Linked DNA regions of Homo sapiens: region 2 is linked to region 1. A link is a loop called in an ENCODE intact Hi-C map of the cell type or tissue named here. Cell type or tissue: IMR-90. All regions are shown on one strand. Each heading gives the region's core, and the rest is flanking DNA. Links, peaks and the distances in the headings are about the cores only.

Region 1 (15,147 bases), core at 6,602-9,101:
CTTTAGTAAGTTTTATTACTAGGCACTTAATATTTTTAGTATGCTTATTGAAGTAAAATTGATATGCATTAAGTGCATAATATTTAAAGTATACAAATTAATAAGTTTAATATATGTATACACCCTGAAACTGTTACAGGAAAGGGGTCCAGATCCAGACGCCAAGAGAGGGTTCTTGGATCTCATGCAAGAAAGGATTCAGGGCTAGTCTGTAGTGCAAAGCGAAAGCAAGTTTATTAAGAAAGCAAAGTGGTGAAAGGACTGCTACTCCATAGACAGAGCGGGACGTTCCCGAAACTAAGAGGAGGAACGCATCCACCCTAGGTACAATGCTTGTATATATGGAGAGATGTGCTCTGCTACAAGGGTTTGTGATAAACTATTAATTTTCTTAATTATCGTATTTGGCAAGAATCAATATTATTATCTTTCAAGCAAAATTAGGAATGCCTTTGTTCCCCAGATATTGGGATATCTGGACACTCCCGAGTCTGGGTCTGTTTTAGTAAACATTATTAATTTGTTCCCTTAACCGTAAACATCTAGAGGCTAAGAATGCCTAACTTTCTGGGAATTCAGTCCAGCAAGTCTCAGCCTCATTCTCCTAGCCCTCACTCAAAGTGGAGTCGCTCTGGTTCGAATGCCTCTGACAAAACCATCACCACAATCAAGGTAATATAGTAAACATATCCATCACCCCCAAATACTTCCTCATGGCCCTTTGTAACCCTTCCCTCTTACTCCTTCCTGCCTGTACATCCTCCCACTCCCTGTACCTAGGCAATCTGCTTTCTGTCCCTACAGTTCAGTTTACACTTTGCAGAATTTTATATAAATGGGATCATACAGTACATACTCTTTTTGATGTGGCTTTTTTCATACAGCATAATTATTTTTGAGATTTATCTAGGTTATAGTGAATATCAACTGTTAATTGCTCTTTAAAAAACTTTTAACTTCAAAACAGTTATATATTCACAGGAAGTTGCCAAAATGGTAGGGTCTGTGTACCCTTCACCCAGTTTCTTTCAATGGATATATCTTACATAATCATAGTGCAGCATCAAAACCAGTAAACGGACATTGGTGCAAGGTGTATGTATAGTTTTGTGCCGTCTTATTATATATGGAGATTCGGGTAATCACCACTCAATCAAGTTGCAAGAACTGTCCCATCACCACGAAGATCTCCCTCATGCTATCCCTTTAGTCACACCCAACCCCCATCCTCTACCATTCCTAGACCCTGGCAGCCACTAATCTGCTTTGCATCACTGTAATTTTGTCATTCTGAGAAATGTTATAAATGGAATCATACAGTATGTGATCTTTTGAGAGCATAATACCCTTGAGATGCATCCAACACTGTTGCATGTGTCAATAGTTCATTTTTGTTATTTATTTTTATTTTTTGACTGAGTAATGTTCTGTGGTATGGAAAGATCACAGTTAGCTTAGTCATTCACTCATTGAAGGAGAACTCCCCAACAATTGCTCTGGACATGCTGGAATTTTTTTTTTCTGTTCTTTGTTCATTCTTGCTCATGGTGTGTTACAAATATCATAATTCTCCTTTTTCTCTGTGACCTTGTCTCTCAGTCTCCCATCAAGGAGTGATGTCTATTTCTCCACTTCTTGAATCTGGGCTGGCCTTGCCAATAGAATATGGCAGAAGTGACATCGTTCCATTTCTGAGTCAAAGCCTGAGTTGTTGCCAGTTTTGGGCAATTGGTTGTTGCCAGTTTTGGGCAATTGCAAATAAAGCTGCAATAAACAATCATGTACAGAGTATTGGGTGCACATATTTCATATCTCTGAGAGAAACGCCCAGGAATACAATTGCTGGGTTTTATGTTTAGTTTTCTTTTACATCCCCACAGGCAGCATATGAGAGATCCAGTTTCTTCACATCCTCACCAGCACTTGATATTGTCACTAATTTAGGTTTTGTTCTAATGGGTGTATAGTGACATCTGTTTGTGGTCTTAGTTTACATTGCCCTAATGGCTAGTAGTGTTGAGCATCTCTTCATGTATTTATTTGCCATCCATATATCTTCCTCAGTGAAGTGTCTCTTCAGGTTTTTTTTTTTCTTTTTTGAGACAGAGGCTCGCCCTGTTGCCCAGGCTGGAGTGCAGTGGTGTGATCTCGGCTCACTGCAACCTCTGCCTCCTGGGTTCAAGCGATTCTCCAGCCTCAGCCTTCCAAGTAGCTGGGACTATCTGTGCGCACCACCACACCCGGCTAATTTTTGTATTTTTTAGTAGAGACGGGGTTTCATCATGTTGGCCAGTCTGGTCTTGAACTCCTGACCTCAAGTGATCCGCCTGCCTCCGCCTCCCAAAGTGCTGGGATTATAGGCATGAGCTACCGTGGCTGGCTGTCTCTTCAAGCCTTTTGCCCATTTTATAATTGAATTGTTTGTTTTTTGTTATTGAATTTTGAGACTATATATCATATATTATAGATAAAAGTCCTTTGCCAGATACATGGTATGCAATATTTTCTTCCAGTCTTTTCATCCTCTTAATAGAGCCTTTCACAGAATAAAAGTTTTTCTTCTTGATGAAGTGTAATGTGTTGATTATTTTTTCTTCTATAGATTGTGCTAGTTTATTGCTTTTTGTTGCTGAATAGTATTCCATTGTATGGATATACCATTATTTGTTTATCTATTCATTTGTTGATGGACATTGGGTTCTTTCTAGTTTTTGACTATTACAAATAAAGTTGCTATGAGCATTTGTTTACAGGTCTTTTTGTAGGCTTTAATTGCTCTTGGGAAATATCTAGGAATGGAATACCTGAATCATGTAACAGATGTATGTTCCACTTTTTAACAAACTATCAAATTGTTTTCCAAAGTGGTTGTACCGTTTTATATACCTACCAGCATTCTATTAGAGTTCTAGTTCTTCTGTTTGCTTGCCAAGACTTGGTACGGTAAGTCTTTTAAATTTAGCCATTCTAATAAATATGTAGGTATATCTTTGTCTTAATTTTTATTTTCCTAATGACTAATGATGTTGAGCATCTTTTCATATCTTCATTGGTCAAGTATCTGTTCATATCTTTTGCCCATTTTTATTAGATTGTTTTTTTCTTATTACTGAATTAAAAAAATACTCTGGATGCGAGTCCTTTATAAGACCTGTGATTTGCAAATATTTTCTTGTCTGTCTTTTCATTCCCTTACCTGTTATATTGGATTAGTGGCCACCCTACTGACCTCATTTAAACTTAGTTACCTTTTTAAAGACTGTACAGTCACATTTTGAGGTACTAGGGATTAGGACTTCAATATATGAATTTTGAAGGGAATACAGTTCAGCCCATAACACTCCCCAACAATTGCTCTGGACATGCTGGAATTTTTTTTTTCTGTTCTTTGTTCATTCTTGCTCATGGTGTGTTACAAGTATCATAATTCTCCTTTTCTCTGTGACCTTGTCTCTCAGTCTCCCATCAAGGAGTGATGTCTGTTTCTCCACTTCTTGAATCTGGGCTGGCCTTGCCAATAGCATATGGCAGAAGTGACATCGTTCCATTTCTGAGTCAAAGCCTGAGGAGGCCTTGCATGCTTCTACTCTCTCTTGCAACCCTGCACTGCCACATATCAACAAGACTTATCAACAAGCCTGGGATAGCCTGCTAGATGATGAAAGAAATATGGCCCGCTTGCTCCCATCACTCCAGCTGATAGCCAGGCAACCCTAAGAAGCAAAGTCACCTAGCTGATTAGTAGCTGACCACTGACACAAAAGTAAGATCATCTGAGACCAGAAGACAGCCCATCTGAGCTCAGCCCAAATTACTGACCCACAAAGTAATAATAAATAAATGGTTATTATTTTTATGTCACTGAATTTTGAAGTGGTTTATTATTGAACAAAAGCTACCTGATACCCATCTTTTTTTTTTTTTTTTTTGATATGGAGTCTCCCACTGTTGCCCAGGCTGGAGTGCAATGGCGTGATCTCGGCTGACTCCACCCTCCGCCTCCTGGGTTCACGCAATTCTTCTGTCTCAGCCTCCTGAGTAGCTGGGATTACAGGCGCCCACCACCACACTGGCTAATTTTTTGTATTTTCAGTAGAGACGGGGTTTCACTATGTTGGCCAGACTGGTCTTGAACTTCTGACCTCATGATCCGCCCACCTCAACCTCCTAAAGTGTTGGGATTACAGGCATGAGCCACCGCACCAGGCCTACCCTTCCTAAGAGTCTTTGCTCTGGCTCTTACTTTCATCTGGAATACTCTGTGACTTGATCTTTGCATGCCTGGCTGCTTTATGTCATTCATATCTCTGCTCAAATACAATTTCCTCAAAAAGGGCTACACTGACCAATCAATATAATAAGCCTGTAGGTCTCTACGGCTTCTCCCTATTTATTTGTTTATTTTTAGAGATGAGGTCTCACTCTGTTACCCAGGCTGGAGTGCAGTGGCATCATCATAGCTCACTGCAGCCTCAAACTCCAAACACTTGGGCTCAAGCAATCCTCCCTCCTCAGCCTTCTGAATAGCTGGGACTACAGGTGCATGCCACCTTGACTGGCTAATGTTTTTTTTTTAATTTTTTTTTAGAGAAGGGGGTCTCACTATGTTGCCCACACTAGTCTTGAACCCCTGGCCTCAAGCAATCTCCTACCTCAGCCTCCTGGGTAGCTGGGATTACAGGTGTGAGCCACAATGCCCAGCCATTTTTTTTTTTCTTACACAGAAAAGCTCCAATATTCACTTAGATACTGCAGAAGGAAAAGAGAGGCTGAAAGGGTTGGATCAAGGAAGTAGGAAAGGGAATTTCTGGGGCATTTCCTTCCCCCAATCCCAGAATAGCCACAGAAATCACAGTCACCAAGAGCTGCTGCTTCTGAATAACATGACAGTGATGGTAAATTTTCCAAAATGTTGATTGTAACAGAGTTTGCCACATGACCAAACTGGTGGATCATAGAGTGGACAGACATCAGGAGCTCTGGAAAAAAAATTGCTACTCAGTACCTACTCAAGTTGTAATGGGGAGAGAAATGGACTGATATGCCGGATTTTTGTTGCAGAGAGCTGGCAAACTTGCAGTAAGTAACTAGCTGCATTCAAACTGACTGACGCACATAGATGGAGCCCTGAAATCCATAGCTCCGTTGAAGAGGCAGCAGAATTTATCTACTCCGACCCAGGTTTGCGGAATTTATCAACTCCAACCCAGGTGCTAGGCTGCTTGTGGTAGGGAGTGAAGCCATCATGCTGATGGATTTGGTGGTGACAAAGCAGGCTGTCAGGAAGAAGTAGGTCCCCCAGATTCTCCCGGGCAAGGGGACAACACTGGAAACTACATGTGGTAGTTTCCAGTATGTTAGGCTTTTCCTTCTGAAACTTGGCAAAGTAGAATTTGCTGAAAAGTAAGCAGTACAGCTTGTTTTTAATTTCGTTTCTCAAGAAAACCCAGCTAAGTCTCATCATGACTGTTTACTCTTGTTTCTTTTGGGAAATTAACTTCTTAATATAACTTTGACTAAAGATATGTAGATTTGTGGTATGAAAAGAAAATCTATCTGTTGGATGATGTTCCCAGTGAAGTACTATCCATTTGTTATTTTAAAAGTTATTCTCTTTTGTTCTAAACAGTAAATAGTGCCAAAACTAAGAAAAACATGTATTATAGTTTCAACGTCAGGCTGACTTGCCTGCAGATCTGTTCGCAATAGACTGTAATGCCCCTTTAAAGAAAGATTTAGAAATAAATTATTAAAAGTATTAATTCATTTAAAAAAATGTAAGCATGAATGGGGACAAGCTGGGGAGAATGATTTGTCTGCTCTTTCTGGGAGGGTGGCGAGCAACATCCATGAGAAACCTGCAGGCCTTGCCACTGCTGCTGAGAGCCAGTGACCCCAAGGGCTGACCACTTGGGATGTTAGCTGCTTCTAGTCCAGGCACTGTGGTCTGGGCCTGTGGTATAAAGAAGGGCTATTGCCATAAAAGGAGATAGACACAACCAGCTTCAGTTCATCCTGCTTCCTGTCTCAGAATTTTTTTTTTTTTTTTTTGAGATGGAGTTTTGCTCTTGTTGCCCAGGCTGGAGTGCAATGAATAGCGTGATCTTGGCTCACTGCAACCTCTGCCTCCCAGGTTCAAGCGATTCTCCTGCCTCAGCCTCCCAAGTAGCTGGGATTACAGGCACCTGCCACCACGCCCAGCTAATTTTTGTATTTTTAGTAGAGACGGGGTTTCACCACATTGGCCAGGCTGGTCTCAAACTCCTGACCTCGTGATCTGCCCACCTTGGCCTCCCAACAGAATTTTTTTAAAAAAGAAATATGGTATGTCTTTGGAAACCCGAGATTCAAATCTTAGCACCCTATATCCCCACCACCACTACCATTAACAGTGCAGTTTGGAGCAAGTTGCTTAATCTTTTCCAGCCCAGTTTCCCATTTGTAAAATGGAAAGAATGACATCCATATAATGTAGTTGCTGGAGGATTCATTATTTTATTATTCAACAATTGTTTATTGAGTGCCAGACATTAGTCTAGTCACTAAGACAGACAAGGTCCATGTTCTCATGGAATTCATATTCTAACAGGGTAAGGTCACAACAAATAAATAATAAACAAATGAAAAATATCAGATATTGATAAGTTTTAGACAGAAAATAAAATAGGGAGCTGGGCATGGTGGCTCCTTTCTAATCCCAAAATGAGAGAATTGCTTAAGCTCAGGAGTTCGAGACCAAACTGGGCAACAGGGCAAAACCTCGTTTCTACAAAAATACAAAAATTAGCTGTCCCAGCTACTTAGAAGGCTGAGGTGGGAGGATCATTTGAGCGCGGGAGGTCAAGGCTGCAGTGAGCTTGATCACACCACTGCACTTGATCAGCGTGGGTGACAGAGTGAGACCTTGTCAAACAAAACAAAACAACAAAACAAACACAAAACAATACAGATTCACTGTATAATATTATTTAGAAAATGCAGAAAGGTACAAATACTTATTTTATAATAACTCTTAATCTTAATATTCAAGTTTTTGGTGTATATCTTTGCAGAGTTTTAAAAAAATGTGTGCACACACATGCGTCTTCACAGAAATGGAACTTTGTTATTGTATATGCTGCATTGTAACCTGCTTATTTGCTTAACAATAGAATGGCGTCTTTAATATATCCAAACTTTTTACCCAGAATGATTTTTCATGGCTGCGTAGAATACCATTTATTTAACCAAGCGGTAGAGAGTTAGACTATTCACAAGTTTTGCTATTATGAACAACTAGGGAGAAGCACTTACACAGCAAAATCTGCTGAGTTTCTGAATTGTCTCCTTAGTATAGACCACGCAAGTGAAACTATCAGATCCCAGGGCGCTCCCGTGCGGTTGTCAGATTTCCCTCCTGTAAAGTGGATGAGTAACCCCACCCCACATGCACTCCCGTCCACACAGCTCTTGAAAGGCCAAACCAGGCGACGCTGTGGCCCAGAGAGAACCAGAAGAGAGGGTGCGTGGGGTGCACGGCAAGCCATTGAGTCTGTGGCCACACCTAGGCGGAGAGAGACGAGCTCGGGTGAGGGTGGGCCGCGGGATCCACAGACTCCTCTTCGTGCGGTGGATGCATCAGGCTCCGTCTCTGAACCTCGGTTTCCCCATCTGCAGAATGGGGATGGGATCTCCTGGTGATGGGGATCTGTGGACGCGGCGCCCTCGGGGGTGCACAGAACTAAGGCCGGCCTGCAGCAGCGACCTCGGGGGCTGGTGGGGACGGAAGACCGGACCTCCTGGCCCGAAGGCTGGGCGCAGCCCCCGCCCGCCCGCCTCTTCCCGCCGGCGCCTCCCCGGGGTGGCAGTGTGGGGAGAGTGGCTTGGCGCCCGCAGGGGGCGCCGCGAGCCCACCGCGAGAGCGGCCGCGGCGCGGGGTGGGTGCCGAACGGGCTGCGCGCCGCGCTGCTCCCGACCCGCGGGTCAAGTCTGGCGCCTGGGAGGTCCTTGAATTCCGCGGGATTTGTTTTTCCGCAAAACCAAAAACGCCATCCACTTAACAGATCCGTGCTAGGAGGCCCTGGCTCAGTCCTTCCACCAAACACCTCGGCCCAGCCGCGGCTGTACGGCTCCCAGGCTCCCAGTGTTTCCTCCACGCTTTCAAACCTCAGCGCTGAGGTGACCGCCTCCGGGCAGCCTTCCCGGACTACCCCAGGACTTGGGGGCGTGGCTCCACAGCGGGCCTAGTTCCGCCCGTGTGCTGGCCTCTTCCACGACCGGCAGTCTTTGAGGATGGGGCTTGGCCTCCATCCCCTTGAACCCCTCAGCGTCGCACCCCAGAGCCACTCTGACCCCTGGCCAATGATTATAAGTGAGGGAGCCACCTCTTCTCCCTGCGTGGCACAGGCCAGGGTCCGCAGGAAGGGGCCTTGCTCATCCCCAATCTTAAGCTCCGCTGAGATGAAGGAACCAAGAGCAGGCTTGGCACTGGGAGGGCGGCTGTCCCAGTGGCGGGGAGGGGAGCTCTGGATCTGTGGGGGAGTTTGTGCAGCGTGTCAGCGGGGGGTGGGGTGGGGGGGGTGGGGGCCTGTGGATGCCCGCAGGTGTTTGTGTTTGTGCATGTGTAAGTCTCTGTGTGTATATATTTGTGGGAAAGCATCTTCTAAATTAAGAATATATTTGTGTAGGGTAAATGGTCAAGTCAAATAGAAAGTGACTTCAATACTTGTTACTTGATGGTATAAATACAATAGCCAAGGAATTCAGTCCAGAAGCTCACATTTGAGGGTTAGGGATTGGTGCTGTATTTGTTACAACAGGCGTCTAACCTTGGTCAAATCTCTTCCTCATAGTCTTCATTGTCTCTGGTTTGTTTGTTTGTTTTTCTGGTTTGTTAAATGATCCTTTTTTTTTTTTCCCCGAGACAGGGTCTCACTTTGTCTCCCAGGCTGGAGTGCAGTGGCGCAATCACCACTCACTGCAGCCTCACCTACCGGGCTCAAGTGATCATCCCACCTCAGCCTCTCCAGTAGCTGCGACCACAGGCACGTGCCACTAAATGATTATTTTTTCAAGGGAGAAATCATGCCTGTCATACAAATAAAAAATGAACAAGTGTAAAAGATTTTATTTAACTCATTAGTTAATGAAGTTAAAAACTGATTCAAAGGACAACACAAAGGCCAGATACACACACTGGCATCAGAAATAATGAAATAAGTTTGTTAATTGATACAAAACTGGCTTCATCCACAGTGTGTGTGTGTGTGTGTGTGTGTGTGTGTGTGTGTGTGTTTGGCGGGGGGTGGGGTGGGGGGTGGGGGATCACTTGCATCTCCACCTGACAAAACTTGTTTGCATTGCCATGGACAATAATAATTTGTATTATTTTCAGTTTTCTACAGTTTACAGATTCAAAGACAATGAAAAATGGAGACTACCATAGAATGACATAACCTGGAAGGGCACACCAGGCCTGCATTCCATAGGGTACATTTTCTCCCCATTTCAAAAGTCTTTCACAATTTTTCCTGGCCACTTATACAACAGGCTTGAGTTGCATAAAGGTTTTTCAAACTTTTTAGTGGCGGAACTCTCTTTCTAAGTGAAATGTAACAGCAAACCCTAATATCTATCTATATATCTAATAGATAGATACTTTATTTTTTAATTTTTAATTTTCTATTTTTTGAGATAGGATCTCACTCTGTCGCCCAGGTTGGAGTGCAGTGGCATGATCTCAGCTGACTGCAGCCTTGACCTCCCCAAACTCAGATGATCCTCCCACCTTAGCCTGCCAGGTAGCTGGGAGTACAGGTGCATGGCACCACACCCAGAAATAATTTTTGTATTTTTTGTGGAGATGGCGTTTCGCCATGTGGCCTAGGCTGGCCTAGAACTCCTGAGTTCAAGCTATCTGCCCACCTTGGCCTCCCAAAGTGCTGGAATTACAGGCGTAAGCCACTGCACTTGACCCGAATATATTTTTTTTAACATCTCAGAGGGTTAAAATAATGTATTATACAGTTAATATATGCTTACCGTAAAGATGTCAAATAGTACAGAAAGTTAAGTGAAACATTTGTTTCCCTTCCCTTGCCCTTTCTCCCTGTCCCCTTCTCATTCTCCAGAGCCACCTACTTTAACAGTTTCTTATGTACCCGATAGACACTCTATGGATATATACAAACATATACATATATTTTTTGAGACAGGGTCTGGCTCTGTCACCCAGGCTGGAGTGTAGTGGCCCAATCTCCGCTCATTGCAACCTCTACCTCCTGGGCTCAAGCTATCCTTCCACCTCAGCCTCCCGAGTAGTTGGGATTACAGGTACACACCACCGCACCTGGCTAATTTTTGGGGTTTCACCATGTTGCCTAGGCTGGTCTAGAACTCCTGGGCTCAAGTGATCCTCCCAAAGTGATGAGATTACAGGCGTGAGCTGCTGCACATAGCAAACACACACACACACATACACACACACAAAGACACACATACACACGCGCGCTCGCGCGCACACACACACACACACACACACACATATATATATATATATTTTTTTTTTTTTTTGAGATGGAGTCTTGCTCTGTCGCCCAGGCTGGAGTGCAATGGTGTGATCTCGGCTCACTGCAGTCTCCACTTCCCTGGTTCAAGCAATTCTCCTGCCTCAGCCTCCTGAGTAGCTGAGATTACAGGCACCCACCACCACGCCTGGCTAATTTTTTGTATTTTTAGTAGCGATGGGGTTTCACCATATTGGCCAGGCTGATCTCGAACTCCTGACCTCAAGTGATCCACCCACCTTGGTCTCCCAAAGTGCTGGGATTATAGGCATGAGCCACCACGCCCAGCTGCAAACATATATTTTTAAAAACACAAACAGGATAAAATACATTGTGGATATCTTCTGATGTCAGAACATAGAGGTCCACCTCAGCATTTTAAGTGATTAAGAGTGTTCCATGGTATGGCTGCCCCTTAACTTATTTGGCTAGGCTTCTATTAACAGACTTTTTTTAGTTGTTTCTAATTTTATGGTAATATAAACAAATGCTACAATGAACCTCCTTAATCAGTATTGTGTGTGTGTGTGTGTGTGTGTGTGTGTTTGTGTAAACTTTTTAGGAGTGGAATCATTAGGTTTAAGGGTAGCTGCATTTAACATTTTGATATATCTTGCTGAGCTCTCTTCCCTGGAATTGCAATCATTTACTTTTTCTGCTACATGCTGTATCTTTACACCCCCGCCTACGTTGTGTATTATCAAACTTCTAAATCTTAGCCAGTCTGATAGAGGGAAAATGACACCTCATAATTTCAGTGTACTTTTCTACAATTATCTCTAGCTGTTACAATATTCCCTTTGGTGGGAAATTGCTTCATTATTTTCTGTGACTTCCCTTTGCAGAAAAACTCACGCGGCATAGTTCGAAAACCCTTGATCTTGACAGATTCCCTGAGCTCTCATATTCCAGGAGGCAGATTCTCTGCAAGTGTGTGTTTGTCTCCGCTCTGTGTCAGTGTGTAGCTTGTGTGCCACCTCTGTGTGTGTGATGTGTGTCTGACTGCCGATGTTCATGTTAGTGAGTGTTTACCTTTCCCTTCCTTGAGGATCAGAGACCTACTCAGGAGAGCCCAGGTTACCAAGAAGTTTACTGTAGGATACAGAGATCTCTCCCAGTTGGGAAAAGAAGAGCAACTGGATTTTCTGTAACCAAGAACTGCATATGGGAAAGGGATAGAGGACAGAGGCTGCCTTCTCTCTGCGGACCCATAAACTTGCCCATGGGCCGAAGCCAGCCACCCTGGTCTGACTCTGCATGCCTTTCAGCTGAAGGAACAATTGCTGCCTGCAACAGTCATTCAGTTTCCCAAGGAATCAACCTCTCTGTGTGACTGGGGAAAAGGAAACAGACATCAAGAGGTCTGCTGGCAGGGGCTGATGCAAGGATTGTAAATCTCTGCTTCATCACATGTGCATTATTTGGGAAGTGGCTGGAAGTTCAATTCATGCATCTACTGGCAGTGCATCTAGGGGAAAGAGCGGGAACACAGGAAGAGGAACAGGCTGTTTCATCCTTAATTCTGCCACTTACTGGCTATGTGTCCAAGGGCAAGCTGCTTAATTTTTCTGTACCTCATTCCCTTATCTGTAAATCAAGGGAAACAACGCCCACATCATGAAGTCATTGTGATGAGTAAATTAAACAATACGTATCATGGATCTTAATAAGCGTCTCAGTCAACACAGAAGTTCCCTCTCTTAAGGGTGACGTTTTGATAATGACACCTTTTCAAAATGAGGATCTCAAAGAACATCCCCAAACATTAGAGGAGGAGGGAGTCTTTTTTCCTTTAGTGTGTCCATTCAGCAGCAGCCTTGTGCCTGTGTACCACCGTGAGAATGGCAAAGTCCAGTCCTGCCTGCCCTCCTGTGCCACTCACGGCCACACGTTTTTAATTTTCACCACACTCATGCAATCTCCTGCACACATCGTGATACTTCGTGCCTCCGTACCTTTGCTTGTGCAGCTCCTGCAGCCTGGAATGTTCTCTCCCACTCCACTGTACCTGGCAAATGCTCACTTATACCTCAAAACATATCAGGACAAAGGACATAGTATTTAGTCTAACACATCTGGCTGTTTGCCTGGAAGAGAACCAGAGTGAACCCCTATCTCTAGCCATATACAAAGATAAAATTCCAGAGGGATTAAGGGCTTAAAAATGTAAAAAATAAAATGTTAACTATCTGTCAAGACAAGCCACAATGCAACATTAGCGTGTACCTGCCAGAGTAGCTAAAATGCAAACGTCAGATGATAGAAAGTATTGGGGTGGGTGTAGAGCAGCTAGAAGTCTCTTACATTACTGGTGAGAGTGTAATTGATAACGGCCACTTTGGATGACTGGCAATATCCACAAAAGCTGAACATACACGTTCTCTATGACCCAAAAATTACACTCTTGGGTAAATACTCAACAGAAATGCAGACATAAATTCACCAAAGAAAGTTTGCAAGAATGTTCATAGCAGCACTATTTGTAATAGCCCCAAATTGGAAGCAACCCAAACGTCTATCAACAGTAAAACATAAAGTGTGGTATGTTACATACAGGACTGCTGCACAGCAACGAGAATGAATGAACTACATGAATTCATCTCACAAACATAATGCTGAGTCAAAGAAGCTAGATACAAAAGAGTACACATGGATATTTCATTTAAATAATGTTCAAACACTAACCTACGATGTTAGAAGTCAGGGTAGAGGTTAATCTTTGAGGACGGTTGTGACTGGCAAGGGGGTGTGAACTGAAGGAATGTCTAGGGTACTGGTAAGATTCTGTTTCCTGATTTCAGTCCTGGCTACATGAGTGTGTTCACCTCGTGAAAATTTATTGATCCATAAAAAGATGTGCATTATTTCATACATATATCTCAATAAAAATTTTGGCAAGGAGGCATCATATAATCTAAGGTTAGAATACCTTCTCAACCAAGGTTGGAAACCTAGAAGATGAAAAAGGTATTTTTGCATATATATACATATACATACACACACATATATATAGCATTTTTGTGGGAAAAGATACTGTAAGCAATGTCAAAAGACAAGCAGACTTGGAAAAAGTGTAATGCAGATGATGGACAAAGGCTAATACCTATAGTATGCAAAAAACTCTTATAAATTGATGCGAAAAGACAAACAATCCAATAATGAAATAGGCAAAATGATATGAGTAGGTGATTCAAAGAAGAAAAATATCCAACTGATGGAAAGATGCTCAGATTCATTAGAATTCAGTTGAATGCAAATTAAAGTAGTAATAAGATACTCATTTATGCTCTTCAGGCTGGCAAAATTAAAAAGAGTTTCTATAGGTATTGTGTGTGAGGTTGTGGGGAGCATGCTCTCATTCATTGCTGGTGGAGATGTAAATTATTACAGCCTTTTTGCAATCAATCTGGAAAAATCCATTAGAATTAAAAATACATATATCCTTTGACCTAGTGATCCCACTCCTGGGAATCTATTCCACAGAAATAGAAGGATCCACCTAAGGGTCCATGTAGAAGGGTGGTTATTGCAGCATTGATTGCAGAGGTGCATTCGTGGTGTGCATGCATGCACACACATGCACACACACAGAAAACAAAGCCTGTGCCTCTCAGCAGGGAAATGGTATAAATGGTGGTACTTTCCCTTGAGGCTCACAGTCTAGAGGGCTGGGGTAAACTCTTGCTGGTTCACAGGAGGTCTTCACATCTGGAGGGGGTGGTCTGGGAGTGGGGTGGGCAGAGTCATGGATGATGAGAAGCCCTCTTCCTCCTAGCCTGAGCTAGTAGCATTGATTCCAGAGCAGGCTTTGGAGAAGTGACTATTTAGAGTTCAGACATTCCCATGTCCCCTCTTGGCGGGACTCAGTTCCTATCCCTCCAGTATCAAAGAAGTGACATCAACAAAGGATCACAGAGGTAGCTCTTATTGACACCCACTGCGGGTCTCATTTAAAATGGCTTTCTTAAGCCAAAGGCAGGCAAATATCTCTACTAACTGAAGAACAAAGGAGACATGGAATCAATTGCAAATAATTATTTCTAAAAATCATGCCTCTCTTCTGAAGTTTGTGTTTGTCATATCTCTGTCTACCTAAAAATTGCTCTCTCTTAGGTGAATTAAAATATAGAGTCAATTCCCTAACATTCGGTCAGTTGTTGGGCAGCCCTGGCCTAGCTTAGGAAGGTAGCCCTAAGCAGGCCTTTAACACTAAGTGAAAGCCCCCGTAGCATATGTATAAATATTTAAAATCATAAACTAGGCCAATAAACTATTAGATAAAAAGTTCCATCTTTCTGTCTTGAAAAATATGCCCTCTTAAGATCAAAATTTTTAAAAAGTATAGCACTACGATTTTTATATGAACAAAAATTGGTAAAATAGTAAAGATGACAGAATTTAATTATGTGTGCATCTATTTGGATATTCTGTTGATGGGCTGGTGATGTTTTGGTAAGTTATAAAGTCAGCATATACCAAATTTATATTGTAAATCATTCAAATTATTATTTATCTTTTCATTAGATTTGTTTTTCTTACCTTCCTTATTGCAAAATTACCTAATTATGTTGTTATAATCAAGATTTTTGCACAATTTGTGTTT
Region 2 (15,147 bases), core at 4,752-7,251, 440 kb after region 1:
TTTAGACTGCATCACATTACACTCTCGCAGTTCACAGACATTTCCAGGAGGTTGTTGCTCCACCACTTCATTCAAAACTAGGTTCACGGTTTTCATGTTTTCCTCTCTACATCTCTCCTACTAATTTCCCTTTTAATGTTCGAACATGATTCTGATGAAGTCTTTCAGTTAAAAATTGTGAGATTAAACTTGTACTCTCTAACTCCGAAGTGAAAGAGATTTTAGGTTCAATATTAGGAATAAAATTCTACTATCAGGACTGTTGTTTTTGTTTTTCATCAGTAGCATGGGCTGCCTTGGAAGTTATGAAGTTACCCATGGCTACCGCTATACAAAAGTGGCTTTTGACTAGCAGCTTTGCCTCGCCACTGCTTCCTTTCTCCCATCCAGTCCTTGAGGTCTGCAAGCTGTTTCAGTATACATCGCAGTGAAGAGTGTAACAAACAGATTAGCTACCTGACTTGCAATTTTTTGGCTTTGGAATTTTTGGTTCAGGATTTTATACTGTCCTAGCTAAATGAATTGACAAAACAGCAAGGTATAACTTACAATGAAGAAGTTTATCAACCTTCCCCCGCAGGATTACCAAATACAGAGGTGCAGGGTTTAATATTAGACTAAAGTTGAAGATGTGGCCCTCAATTCTCCTGCAAAGGAGCTCTGCAGTGAAGTCACAATAGCCATGAGCCTCTCAGTGTAACTAGGGTCATCCATACTATTCCATATGTTAAAGTAGAAGAAAATAGTGAAGTCTTGTCATTTGCAAGACTTTTATGCAAAGTTTGACAGATGTTGCATGCTGCTTTCAGGATTAAGAAAATTACATGGGCACTGCTGTGCCTTCTGTGAGAAGTTTTATTCTCAGCTGTCACCCTCCTTGTCCCTTGCCCATAACCATTATAGTGGCCAGAAAGTCTGCTTGCTCTACAGTGATGTGTTTTGAATAGTGCCCATTAGTTTTCAGTAGTTACCCTGGCCTGCATGTTAGCCTTCAGTTTAATGGCCTTTTTTATGTTCATTCATTTTATTTTATTTCCCATCGTGGTTTTGTTTATTTCTTTTTTGTTTTTTGTTTTTTCTGTTCTCTTTTTTAAAACCGTCGTGGTTTGCCCTTCATATTCCCCAATGTTTGCACATGACAAGATGTTGCCATCCCAACATTACCTCCCACTTCACTGACCAGTGCCACTACTGACCATCTAGCACCAGCCACAACGGGACCACTGCCTTCAGCTCCTCGGGATGTCGTGGCCTCCCTGGTCTCTACCCGCTTCATCAAATTGACGTGGCGGACACCTGCATCAGATCCTCACGGAGACAACCTTACCTACTCTGTGTTCTACACCAAGGAAGGGATTGCTAGGTAAGTGCCTGTGTGTCTGCAGCCAGTTGGCTGCCTCTTGGTCACGGCAGCCTTGTCATGCTCACCCTGGCTCTTGGTATCTGTACCAATTTTTAGTCCAGAAAATAAGATCACTGAGATGCACCTTCCCTAATTTTAGGTCATTAAATAAACTCCCAAACAGACTAAAGTCCTGGTAGTCTCTCCTTTTCTGGGATGACTTAGGGAGAGGGTAGATACAGCTATTGAGGTGGACGTATTTAAATGTAAGAAGGAGTGCCCTTTTTTCATAAGATTCAGTCAGTATAAATTCTAGAGATTAAGGTAGACTTAATTTATTAAAGTAAACTTAAATGAATATTTGCCACACCCTTATGTGGTGTGGGCTGCGGAGCTCCAGGGGTTCTCCTTGATGGAATAAGAGTAGTTAGTGATGACTTTTCCTAAAATAGCATTTTCATTACATTCCTCTTCATTTCCACCCCCTCAGGAGCTCACATTGCTCATAGGGGAAGATCTATAATGTCCAGGCTGCTTTGTGCCACAGGCTGGCTTCACTTTATCTGTCCAACTTGCTTTTCCTTTTTCCCCAATGTAACTGACTTTCTAGTGAAACCAGTCTAATCACTATAGCCTTTTTTTCCAGTGTGTCCTCTTCAGTCACTTCTTGCCCCTTTCTCAGCTGAAGGTAAATTCAGTTAATCCTTCTTGGCCCAGGTTAAGCCCCATGAAGCTCTCAAAGATCTTTACCCACCTTTTCAGCACATAGAGCATTTCCCTTGTACGTGTATTTGTATCCCTAATATTGGCACTTGATTATGGTAATATGTGATATTTTACTACCTTAAGCTGTTATTCTTCAATTATGTTCTATGTATTTGTGCTGTTTTCCCAACCAGATTATAAACTCTTTGGAAGGAACCATGCCACATGCTGACTGTTCACACATTGCCGAGTAGTAAATTCCTTCACTGTGCTCTTCCAACCAGAATAAGAAAGCTAAGATACGTGTTTTAGTAGGAGCCCTAATACATCAGCTAAAGCTTGTATTTCCATTAGCATGCTTATAGTTGATGTACATTGTAGTTAATACCAGACTGGCAAGTTTAGCAAGTGCAGGACCCTTTCTTTAATACTCTCAAGAAGTCTAAGTGGCATAATTTAACACCAACAGATGGGAGTTACCTGAATGCTATACTGTGTGTTTTGAGTTTTACAAGGGTAGAGAAACATAGTTCTATACATAAAAAAAGGTAAGACATTCCTACCAAACAGCAAGTTTCAATATCACCATTAAAATATCTTCAATAGACTTTGAAATCTCATTGAAAATCTCATAAGCTTTCACAGAAGGAAGAAACCATTTAGTAATTCTGCGTAATAAGCTTTATTTCTGCAGTAGGTTTTTTGCTCTTATTGTGCGTTCTACCAGAAATGCATTTTCCTCACATGAGTTACATCTGGCTTCTTATCTATCATCTTTAGATGACATCTCCTCAGGCCTTCCCTGAATACCAACCCAAACTTAGCCCCTCGGTGACTGTCACACAGTGGGGTATCAGAGCCAGCCTGTTCCCAAGCTAATTGTTAAATGCTCGGGAAATTTTGCAAACCTAATGACATGACTTGGCAGCTTGAAATTGGGCATGGTGGGAGTGTTTACAGTGACAAATGCTGCAAACCAGAGCCAATTGTTAAACATTCACCAGAACACCACTGCTGTCACATCACCCTATTTTTTGGTATGTGTGTGGTATTTTTTTGTTTGTTTCGCTTTTAGTTTGGGTTTTTTTTTTTTTTTTTTTTTTTTTTTTTGAGAGCACTTACTACTCTCTGAAATTTTCTCTTTTATTAGCTTATTTATTCTGTCTGTCTTGTTCAATAAAATTCTCCAGCACCTGGAACAGAGCCTGGCATTTAGTAACACTCAGTAAATATTTATTAAGTTAATACATTAATTTCAATTCGTGGAGAAATAATAGATAATTCAAGTAATCATGTTGAGATTGATTATCCATTTGGTGGGAAAAATAAAAGTTATGTCTCTGTCTTAAATTATAGATGGATTAAGAGATAAATATTTTTAAAATCTATAAATATATTAGAAGAAAATATAGAAATGATTTTTATCATTTGGAGAACAGGAAAGGGCTTTTAAAGGGAGATAGCAAATCCAGAAGCCATAACAGGAAAGAGTAACAAAGTTACAAATTATAAATAAAAGATATCCCAAGAGACAAATAATACAAGCAGATGATTCATAGTACTGGAAAGCCCATTAGAGTTAAAAAAAGGTTTTCACCATCTCAGGCGATCTTGGAAGCAAAATGATGGGGGTTTTTTTGTTTGTTTTTATTTTGTTTTGTTTTGTTTTGTTTTGGAGACAAAGGTCTCGCTGGGTCACCCAGGCTGGAGTGCAGTGGCACTATATTGGCTCACTGCAGCCTCCGCTTCCCAGGTTCCAGCGATTCTCCTGCCTCAGCCTCCCAAGTAGCTGGAATTACAGGTGCCTGCCACCATGCCTGGGTAATTTTTGTATTTTTAGTAGAGATGGGGTTTCACCGTGTTAGCCAGGCTGGTATCGGACTCCTGACCTCAGGCGATCCACTTCAGCCTCCCAAAGTGCTGGAATTACAGGCATGAGCCACTGTGCCTGGCCAAGTTATCATTTTTCATCTATAAAGCTGGCAAAAATTTTAAGTTGATAATATCCAGTGTTCAATGAGTTGACAGCTAGGAGGAAAACCACTCTAGGTTATTGGTGGCAGTATAAATTAGAATAGTCTAGGGAAGGTGATTTGGCAGAATTTTAAAATATTTTAAATATACATAGCCTTCCATCACACTTCTAGGTAACTGTCCTATAGACATACAGATATATGTATGCATTGGGCCCTCATACAAACACGTTTATTTATAGCATTGTTTGCAAGATTATAAAAGGAGACTATGTAAATATCCACTGATAGAAGAATGGGCACCTAATATACAATCGTGCATCACATAACAACGCTTCAGTCAGACAGACTGCGTATACAATGGTGATCCCATAAGATTATACCACTGTCTTTTTACTGTACCTTTTCTGTGTTTAGACACATAGACACTTGCCATTGTGTTCGCATTGCCTACAGCGTTCAGTACAGTAACATGCTGTGCAGGTTCGTAGCCTAGAAGCAATAGGCTATCCCATACAGCCTAGGTGTGTGGGATATACACCTAGCTATACCATCGAGGTTTGCATAAGTGCATTCTGTGATGTTCACACGATGAAATCACGTGATGCATTTGTCAGAACATATCCCTGTTGTTAAGCAGTGCATGACTGTATGTATACCCGTAAGTATGGTGGCAGCAGTTTTTTTTAAATGACCTGTCTGTATATTTTGATGTGTATGTAAATGCCTAAAGCAGTGATCCTCAACCAGGGACAGTTTTGCCCCCTCATCCCTCGGGATATTTGGCAATGCCTGGTACAGCGTCAGTAAGTACCAGTAGAGGTACTTACTGACATCTAGTGGATAGAGGCCAGGGATGCTGATGAACATCCTGCCATGCACAGGACAGTCCCACAACAAAGAATTATCCTGCCCAATGTCTCAGTAGTGCCAAGGTTGAGAAACCCTGGCATGGAGACTGTCTGGTGAGATATGCGTCAATATGTGCCACAGTCAGCTCTCAGGGCAGGACAGGTTTTGACAAAAGAGAATTGAGACTTATTTTTTTTTAACTGTGTGTACTTTTATATTTAAATGTTTTCAATGAGACACACTTATTTAAATTTTATGATAGATTGTGGGTTGGAGTAAGCAGGAATGATTAGTAAATTAATTTGTAGTTGGAAGAGATACAGAAGTTGAGTTGGCAGGGGCAGGTGGGCATGACTAGTGTATGTAAAGGAAGAGGAAGTGCAAGGTAAGGCCATCTGTGTGTATGCTGTGAGAAGGATGCAAAGGCAAGAAAGCTGGCCAAACTGGCCCAGAGCTTTTGGCAGAAATTAGTAAGAGATTAGAATAAAGTGGACGTTTGGAGCCAGATGCTGGAATGCCAGTGAGAATTTGGACATAATCAGATAAGAAGGGACCATTTTTGACTGTTAAGAAAGTTGTACACTGTGATTTTATTAAACAGTACTTTGGGAACACTACCCAAGATTAAAGGAGAGAAAAAATAGAGTCAGGGAGACAAAATTGGGTAGTAATTATGTTAGCCTAGATACGTGCTAGTCGTCGGCTTGGATGAAGATGAAAGCAGCGACTTGAAGTGGATAGGACAAATTTGGGAAATATTTAAAAGGAAGATTTTGGGAGACCATAATAGTTTTTTGTTGCTTCATTACTTTATGATTTCTGAATAGAGGCAATGAAGGAGAAGTTAATTTTTTTAAGTCGTAAGACTATATCCTGGCTAATTGTTACATAAACAAAACTTTCTTATTAATCTTATCGGCTTAAATTTTCTCATCTAAAAAACAAAAGTAATATATTTACTTCACAGACGTGTGGTAAGAATTCAATGTGAGAATGTATGCCACTACCTGCATTTACAAATTCACCCACTTCCTGCATTTGAAAATTCAGCCACCAGGTGGCACCATATGCCTTGGTCATGAGCTGTAATTCTTATGGGTACCTGAGTTGCCAGAGATTTCAGAGGGTCCTTCCTCTCTGCCTTTTCAGCTATGAAAATTTCATCTTTCTTAAAAAAGCAGTACTTTTCTATATTAACCATTAAGTGGGAAGTGGAAAGTAAGGTATTTCTGCTATTCATAGCACTTTAAAGTTGGATTGAAGCCTTAGAGATCTGTTAGTCTAGTCAAGGGGTTAGCAAACCATGGACCCTGTGCCAAATTGGAGCAATTATTTATTTTTATGGCCCCGGAGCTAAGAATAGTTTTTACATTTTTAAATAGTTACATTTGAAATGTTACATAGGTAACTATATAATATCCTCCATTTTGCCTCTTGGCCTATAAATATTTACTACCAGGCCCTTTAAGAAAAAGTTTGCCCACCCTGTCTCATTTTTTCGTTTAATACATAAAGAAAGTGAGGCCCAGAAAGCATTAGTGACTTTTCCTCACAAGCTAGTAGCATTGCCAGAACTAGAATTGCATCTCCTAACTTCCAGCCCAGTGCTTTCTTTCTATAAAGTGTGCCCTTTTCTTTCCCTTTTGATTCTTAGCTTTCACATTCTAACCTGAGTCCCACTGTAACCCCACACACTTAAGAGAATTGTTGTTTCAAATGCTCCTTGAATCTTATCCCAAAACCAAGGGTGGTTTTTCTGCACAGTAACTTGTTTCTGGGACCTCAGACCAATAGTGTCAGATCACCTATGACTGATTTTTTTTAATGGTAATGCTTCTATAGAAATTTGATGTGGGTATTAGTAACCTTCACTTATTTCTCCCATTTTTTCCCTTTCACATAGAAGCAAACAAAAAATATATATATGATATTAGTATACAAGATTTACATATCAGAAGGCAGATTTTCGTTTATTCATTCAATGTATGTTTGGGATGCAGCTTCCCTGTATGAGCATTCTGCTACGTGCTTCTGTCGTACACGAACATGAATGAGACAGTCTTTTACTTCAGTTTGAAGTAAAATAGTCCCCCTCCTGTGTCTTTCTAGAAGAAAACTTGTTTCAACTTTCCTGTGTGGGGTGAACAAAAGAGACCTGATCTGTACTCTCTCAGAGAGCCTTTAGTTTAGTGTAAAATACAATACAGTTGACTCCCCAGAACTTAACCACTAGTAGCCTACTGTTGACTGGAAGCCTTGCCAATAACATCAACAGTCTGTTAGTACATATTTTTATGTTATATGTATTATATACGGTATTCTTGCAGTAAAGTAAGCTAGAGAAAAAATGTTATTAAAAAAATCATAAGGGACCAGGTGTGGTGGTTCATGCCTATAGTCTCAGCACTTTGGGAGGCTGAGGCGGGTGGATCGCCTGAGGCCAGGAGTTTGAGACCAGCCTGGCCAACATGGCAAAACTTTGTCTCTACTAAAAATACAAAAATTAGCCGGGCGTGGTGGTGTGCACCTGTAGTCCCAGCTACGTACTGGAGGCCAGGGCACAAGAATCCCTTGGACCCAGGAGGTGGAGGCTTCAGTGAGCCAAGATCACACCAGAGCACTCCAGCCTGGGTGACAGAGTGAGACCCTGTCTCAAAACAAACAAACAAAAAAATCTTAAGAGAAACTATTTATTGTACATTAAGTGAAAGTAGATGATCCTAAAGGTCTTCACCTTCAGGTTGAGTAGACTGAAAAGGAGGAAGAAGAAGAAAAGGGGTTGGTCTTATTGTCTCAGGAGTAGCAGAGGCAGAAGAGGTGGAGGAAATGGAAGCAGGGCAGGAAAGGCAGGCGCACTCGGTGTAACTTCTGTTGAAAAATATCCGCTTATACGTGGACCTACACAGTTCAAACCTGTCTTGTTCAAGCATCAGCTGTACTTCCCTTTAAGACAGGGATCATCCATGATCAGACCAAGTGTCAGAAACCTTAAATTGTAAGAAATCAGTTGATCCTTCCTTATAAATCCTGTGATTGAGAGATTTAGCCGAAGAGAAAATAGTATTAGGTATCTCAAGTATCTCTGAAAAATAATTTTTGTTACTACAGTATTCTTTTCCAGGGGACCTAGCTGATTATAGAGAAAAAATCCTCTGTAAATATTGTGTGGGTACTATTGTTGGATTTTTTAATTAAAATAAAGTAACTTAAAAGAACTATAGAAAATTACCAAAAAGCACTTCTCTGCAGTGCAAATGCTCACAATCAGACAAATTGGCATATGGTCATGTAGACCTACACAAATTTTAATCTGCAATTTGAAGGCAAATTATCAGTATTTTAAAGTAAGAATTTTAATTCAATAAATTAGAATAATTTCTTCAATGGAGTAGTTTGAGGCTCTTTAATTACTTTCTCAAGACAGGTATAGCTGTTTCCTCACATGAATGACAGTTCCTAAAAGCCAACTGTTTGTCTAAAACAAATTCCTTCACAATATTTGTTGAAAACTCTTGATTATGCAGTCTGGTTTTCATTCTAGTGAGTACAGTAGACTGAGCATGTTTGTGGACCTGTGTTGGTCACACAGACCCCAAGACAGAACCTGGAAGCCACCTTTAGTAAAGAACCTAGATAACTGGTTTTAAGCTTTCATCTCATGATATTAAATACTAGACCGCTGGATTTGAGTTGTTTGTGATAAAGTTTGTCAAACATTTCATATCATTTCATATCAGCTTCAAAATCAATGAAGTGTTAATTTTAAGAAATTATAAAAATCAGTATTGTAATCAGTTTATTTTATAGACTGGGTTACACTTAGGATTTATTTAAATGTTTTATGTTTTTATTTCCAATTTTAAAAGATGATAACCTCTAGCATTCTTTTTATTGAGAGTCTCTTAGCCAAAATATACACAGCATTCTTTGATATTTTCTGTGAAATATCATTAGGTCATACCAATATCCACCTTCCATCAATTTCCCTAAAACTCAGTGATTTCTAAAGCCTAGAAAGTTGATGACTAGCTGCCCCATTTGAAATGGCATTGAGAAGAGCCCTGTGTCTTCTCTGAAAGGAAGTTGTGATTATGGTCAGCGATATCAGTAACATTTCAGCAAGAACATCACTGATTTGTCAGATACGTATGCCCTTGCTCTTTTGCCAGTCCCCATCTTCTTTGCACTGTCCTACCCCCAAAAGCTTCATTGTTTGAGAGCTAATTTGACTTACACTGATAGATTTTTATGTGGAGTGGAAAATGAAACTGTACATTCTGGAAGTATTCCTAATTAATGCTATCTCTCTCCAAATCCTTTGTCTAAAGGGAACGTGTTGAGAATACCAGTCACCCAGGAGAGATGCAAGTAACCATTCAAAACCTAATGCCAGCGACCGTGTACATCTTTAGAGTTATGGCTCAAAATAAGCATGGCTCAGGAGAGAGTTCAGCTCCACTGCGAGTAGAAACACAACCTGAGGGTAAGTCTTCCACCTGTCTGTCAGCACCCCCTAGAGGTAGACCTCTCTGAAGTTCTACCTTTGTTTAGCCTTGCACACCATAGGGGAGCAGAAGATAACAGTTCCTTACTTTCGGGGTCCTTATCAATTAGGGGAGGCAAAATTAATTTACATCAAAAAACAGCAAGTAGGGCTGGGTGTAGTGGCTCATGCCTGTAATCCAAGCACTTTGGGAGGCCGAGGCAAGCAGATCACCTGAGGTCAGGTTTTTTAGACCAGCCTGGCCAACATGGTGAAACCCCATCTCTACTAAAAATACAAAAATTAGCCGGGTATGGTAGTGGGTGCCTGTAATCCCAGCTACTCGGGAGAATAGCTGAGGCAGGAGAATCACCTGAACCCAAGAGGTGGAGGTTGCAGTGAGCTGAGATTGCACCACTGTACTCCAGTCTGGGTGACAGAGTGAGACTCTGTCTCAAAAAAAAAAAAAAAAAAAAAAAAAAAAACAACAGCAAATAGTATAAGACAATATACTTCTGTTGGTGCTTTTCTACGTGTTCATATTTTACTGACCCTTTAAGACTTAGCTCAGATGCCTTCTAGAATCTTTCCTCTGATTCTAATATTGTTATCTCCACAGTCTAAGATATTTATCACGTTTTTCCTTCAGTTATGATTATGAACTTACCTTGCTGATTTTGTAGCAAAGACAGAGCCTTTGTCATCCTTACATTTCCCACAGTGTCTAATGTAATGCCTTGCACATGAAGAAGGTATTTAATAATTGTTCTTAACTGGATTGTCTGTCTTTAGGCATACCATGCTCTTTAGAATCTCCTTGAGGCTTTATTTTGGACCTGTGGTCTTTCGTGCTAAATAGGGTTACTTCTAATTACATTTCTAAGATTTTCAGTGACGTGAGTGTCAATCAGGTTTATTTATATTATAAATGTGTTGTATATCTTAAGTTTGGATTGTAAACTAACTATAGGACCGAAATTACAAGCAGCCAGATCTTAATAAATGCTTTTCCTACTTGAGGCTTTTGTCTAGACTTTTGCTTTCTTTTAACACAAATTACTGTTTTTCCTCAGTGTATTCTTTTTTTTTTTTTTGAGGCGGAGTCTCGCTCTGTCGCCCAGGCTGGAGTGCAGTGGCACAGTCTCTGCTCACTGCAAGCTCTGCCTCCTGGGTTCACGCCATTCTCTTGCCTCAGCCTCCTGAGTAGCTGGGACTACAGGTGCCTGCCACCATGCCTAGCTAATTTTTTTTTTTTTGTATTTTTAGTAGAGACGGGGTTTCACTGTGTTAGCTAGGATGGTCTCAATCTCCTGACCTCGTGATCCGCCCGCCTCGGCCTCGCAAAGTGCTGGGATTACAAGCATGAGCCATCGCACCCGGCCACCTCAGTGTATTCTTCAGTCTAATTTTATTATTAACAGCATTAGTTTTTCTGTATTAAAAACCTCCAGTAATAATAAAATATTTTACTTTGGGTAGAGAGTATTTTAGATATATTTGTAGAGGCTACTGACCAGGCAGCTGAACAGAATAAATGACTTTACCAGTGGAACTATAGAAATAATTTAAGAACTTTACCTGACGGGTAGAATAAGTGAAGAAGCTGTAGAACTTCACTTTCTAATGCTATGGCATATCATTCACCTGTCAAATATTTATTGAGTATCCCCTATACTGGGTAATGTGCAAGATACTGGAGATGCAAGGATGAACAAGCTTGGTCTTCTTCCCTTAAAGAAGGAGCAGGCAAGGTAGGAGACCTTTCATCATTTCAGTGACAGAGATTGAAGATAAGAATCAAACCCAGGCAAGAACAAGAGGGCCATCACAGAGTCAGGGGGTTGATTTAAGGGAAGAGTGTGTTCTCATTACAGGCAGAATGTTGAATTTTACAGTTACCTATGTTCAGACAAGAGCAGGAATACTCTATTAGGTTTCAAGCTCAGTTACCCTTCATCAGCTTTCATATAGAGGCATCATTCATGAGAGATACTAGGATACAGAATAGAGAAAACTTACTGTAAAAGATAGAAAAGTCAAGGCAGGATCCTAGGGAAAGATGAGACCTGAGGCTGGCCTTGAGGCATTTGACTTAGAGCAAGCATTTTGTGGGAAGGAATTTGCATGACCCAAATCCCAGAAATAGAATCTAACAGTGCACATGCAAGGTAAGTCATGACAAAAATGAAGGAAATGCAAGGGTCCTATCCTGAGGCTGTGAACCTTCTGAAACTGCATGAAAATAAATATTTGTGTCTGTACATATTCACATTTCCCTTGGAAAGGATCTGTAGTTTTCATTGTCATTTCAGAGCTCATACATCAGATTGTTGAGAACCACTGCGAGGGTCATTGTCAAATTTAGAGATGAAAGAAAAGGGGTGAAGAAGAGTGGATTTATTGAGTGCCCACCATGTGTCAGCCACTGTGTTAGGCAGTCAGGATGTAAAGATGAGTAAGACTTGACTTCTGTCCACAAGGAGCTTACGGTCTGGTACCATAGACAACAGTGTGATGTGTTATCACCTTAAGGAAAATAGGCAGCATAACCATTTATTCAAGGAGTTTGGCTAAAAGAAAATAGTTGTAAGAATGTAGGTAGAAAAGGCAACAGGTTCTGGTGAGGGTATTTTAGGGATGGAGAAGAGACTATAACATGTTTTGGCAAAAGAGAAGCAGTTTCTGAAGAGAGATTTGGATTTCATCTGGAGGTGTTCAGCTTGTGTGGGGGAGGCATAAATGTTGGAACCAGCCCTTGGAAAATATTTTACATATTTAGTTTCACAAACCAACTTAACATTTTTTCCATTTATTATGCCACTGTACAGCTGAAATGAAAGAATTCATTAGCACCTTTTTTAGGATCATATTTGCCTACACTTGGCCAATGAATATATTGAAAATGATTTCAAGAGAATTTAGGGACTGTTTTGTTTTTCTTCTCCTTTAATAAGTTAGAGGAAAGTTTTCCATAGCAGCAGAAGTGTGACAAATCCCACCTGTCAGGCTGCACAAAATATGCCCTTAACTGAAGTGAATAACGTGATTCATAACTAAAGCAAACAACTGTTAGAGTAACCATATTCAGATTTCTCTACTTTGATAGCAAAATTAATCTTAAGCTGTGGTGCTGTTATTCAGGAAAGCCAGTGTGTTTTACATTTTGTTAGCTTTTTTTCCCTTCCCAGTTTTTAAATCTAATGAATGTCTATTACAGAAACACTAGTGCCAGAGAAATTGTTTTCAAATATAGAATGTCTACCAAAGTGTAGGCATAGACAGCCACACAGGATTTGTGTATAAATTGGAACTGGAACCTGTCAGTCAGACAAAAATAATACAGTAAAAGGGTAGGTGTGTGAGCCATTGTAGGAGATAGAGCCAGCTAGACACTTAAGCAGTCAGCCAGTGATCCAGTCTTCCAGTCACATACATCCTATCGTGGGTATTGTAGTAATCTCCTTACGGGTCTTCTTGAGCCCACGTTTTAGAATCAGCAAGTACTCGACTCCTGGGTCCACCGCTAGCTAACTTTCCCATCACTTGGGAAAGATTGTTAACTTCATAACCTCACCTGTAAATGAGGGTGATAATATTCATCTCACTTGGTTTAGTGCAAAGATTATATGAGAAAATACATGTCAAGTATTTAGTGCTTGACTGACTGTAACCATTCAATAAATGGTAGCTGTTTTACAATTATTATTATTTTATCTAGTCTTGTTCTTTTACTGTTTTTCTTCCATGCATGTGTTCACATGTCCTTTCTAAACACAGATCTGATCATATCATGCTCCTGCTCATAATTTTTCAGTAGTCACCTAACACCTACTAGAGAAAATGTGAGCTTCAATAGCAGGACATTAGAGGGTTCTTCACTATCTGACTAGTCATTGTTTTCAACATTCTCTCTCCCATATCCACTCTGTTTCAACCAAGCTGAACCACTTAACACTGTCTTTTTGTATATTCTCCCTATTGACCCCATTGACTGGAATGATTTTCCCCTTGGTATCTGAGGAAAGTGTTCATTTTGCTTGACTCCAAGAATTCTTCATCAAAGGGGTTTCCCTCCCAAACCCCTCCCAAAGCAGAATTGTGTGCTCTCATCTTTCTGTTTTTGTTATAACCGTTACCTAAATCTGTTAGCACTTACGACATTTTTTGTAACTGTTTATATGTCTGACTTTCCTGCTAGACTGGGAGTTCTTTGTGGGCAGGATTCTATTCATCACTGTATCCCTAGTGGCTACCACAATGCCCGGCAAAAGAAGGATCTCTTTCTGTGGTGGTTGCCTTTTATGTCTTGTGTAGGCCCACTGCAAAACTGGGATTTTATAAATCACAAGGAAAGTTTTTCAGTGTAATTTCTGGTTTTGATTTGAATCATAAAAAGGAAAATGTGTTTATATATTATTCTAAAACCACTTCAATCAAATCCATTGTTTTCTTAGCTTCTATTATTTTAAAAACGTGGCCAATATGACAGTATTGCCAAGAATGGTTATTGAGGAGTGTAGCATTTCATTTATATCTTGCTTTCTCGAACTTTTCTTTCTAGTTCAGCTCCCTGGCCCAGCACCTAACCTTCGTGCATATGCAGCTTCGCCTACCTCCATCACTGTTACGTGGGAAACACCAGTGTCTGGCAATGGGGAAATTCAGAATTATAAATTGTACTACATGGAAAAGGGGACTGATAAAGAACAGGTATGAAGTGAAGCAACTTTTCAAACCATTGATTGGAATAGTAGAGTTGAAATATATTTCCAAAACTCAGTAGTTGCTTGACTGGAAATGTGAGGGGGAAAAAGAAACATAGGAAATGAAAAGTTGACAGATTCTATTTCTTTGTACCAAGATTTATTGTGTAGTTTTTACCAGCAGTGGTCAGTGAACATCAAGCAGTATTTCTAAGTAAATTGTCAATTTATGATTCATCTGCTTTGACTATTGAAGAACCTTATGTAGAAGGGATAAAATCTGTTTCATGTAGAATATAGAATTTGTGTAGCTAATTCTTTAATTTTCAACTTTTCTTTTGGCTTGAGTGCATATGTATAAAGTGTTTTATTTTATTCAAGGATGTTGATGTTTCAAGTCACTCTTACACCATTAATGGGTTGAAAAAATATACAGAGTATAGTTTCCGAGTGGTGGCCTACAATAAACATGGTCCTGGAGTTTCCACACCAGATGTTGCTGTTCGAACATTGTCAGATGGTGAGTCTTTCTTCCTCTGGAACGATATACCACACTTGGTGCCCCTAGTGGTTTAGTTGTAAGATCATGAGCTTTGATGTCTAGAAGATTCAGTTCAAATCCCAATTTTACCTCTTTCTGGTAATATGACTTTAGTCAAGTCTGAACATCTTTTTTCACGTGTAAAATGTAGATAATACCAACTTCATTGAGTTGCTGTAAAGATTCAGTGAGAAAGCATAGAGCATAAAGTGCCTCTTACTGGATAGGCTCTCAGCGTTTGTGTTTTTAGCAGAAGCTTTTGTGTAAGTAAATACTATTGCTTGTTCATAACACAGACCATTCCAGGGCTTTTGGAAGACTAGCCTTATTCTACTTAGCAATGATATTTGCATGCCAAATTAGTCTTTCTAGTTCCTCCGTATTTGTGACTGTTTTATCTCTCACCTGTGACTGAATTTCTAAATTAAGTTATATATATATATACACCCATATATATGTATATACACCCATGACCTAGAGCAGTGTTTTTCGAACTACAGCTTGCCAAAGAGATTAAGTAGGTCAAAACCAGCATTTAAAAAAAATAT

What was found. A loop is a pair of places that touch in the nucleus more often than their neighbours do. Peaks named below come from ENCODE experiments on the same cell type or tissue, not always from the same donor. Only the 100,000 strongest peaks of a DNase experiment are listed, where the experiment ranks them.
Region 2: a loop joins it to region 1, with 7 times the contacts of the local background. A loop is called at or near these places in 20 of 110 quality-filtered maps.

What each region holds. Positions count from the first base shown.
Region 1 is chr15:72,789,098-72,804,244 of GRCh38, forward strand. It overlaps ADPGK-AS1 (ADPGK antisense RNA 1), which reads left to right. Exons shown (of 3, transcript NR_040107.1): 3 at 8,907-9,102. Among named protein-coding and RNA genes, the nearest start is that of ADPGK, 13 kb to the left of the region's middle. RefSeq lists a silencer at 7,752-7,981. In IMR-90, for the core only: a CTCF peak has its summit at 7,888 (motif pointing right); no DNase peak of the experiment used is centred there; H3K4me3 peaks cover 542 bases.
Region 2 is chr15:73,235,144-73,250,290 of GRCh38, forward strand. NEO1 (neogenin 1) reads left to right here. Exons shown (of 29, transcript NM_002499.4): 8 at 1,204-1,363; 9 at 9,201-9,355; 10 at 13,917-14,065; 11 at 14,440-14,578. Among named protein-coding and RNA genes, the nearest start is that of MIR12135, 57 kb to the right of the region's middle. In IMR-90, for the core only: CTCF peaks have their summits at 4,860 (motif pointing left) and 5,921 (motif pointing right); a DNase peak (open chromatin) is centred at 5,928.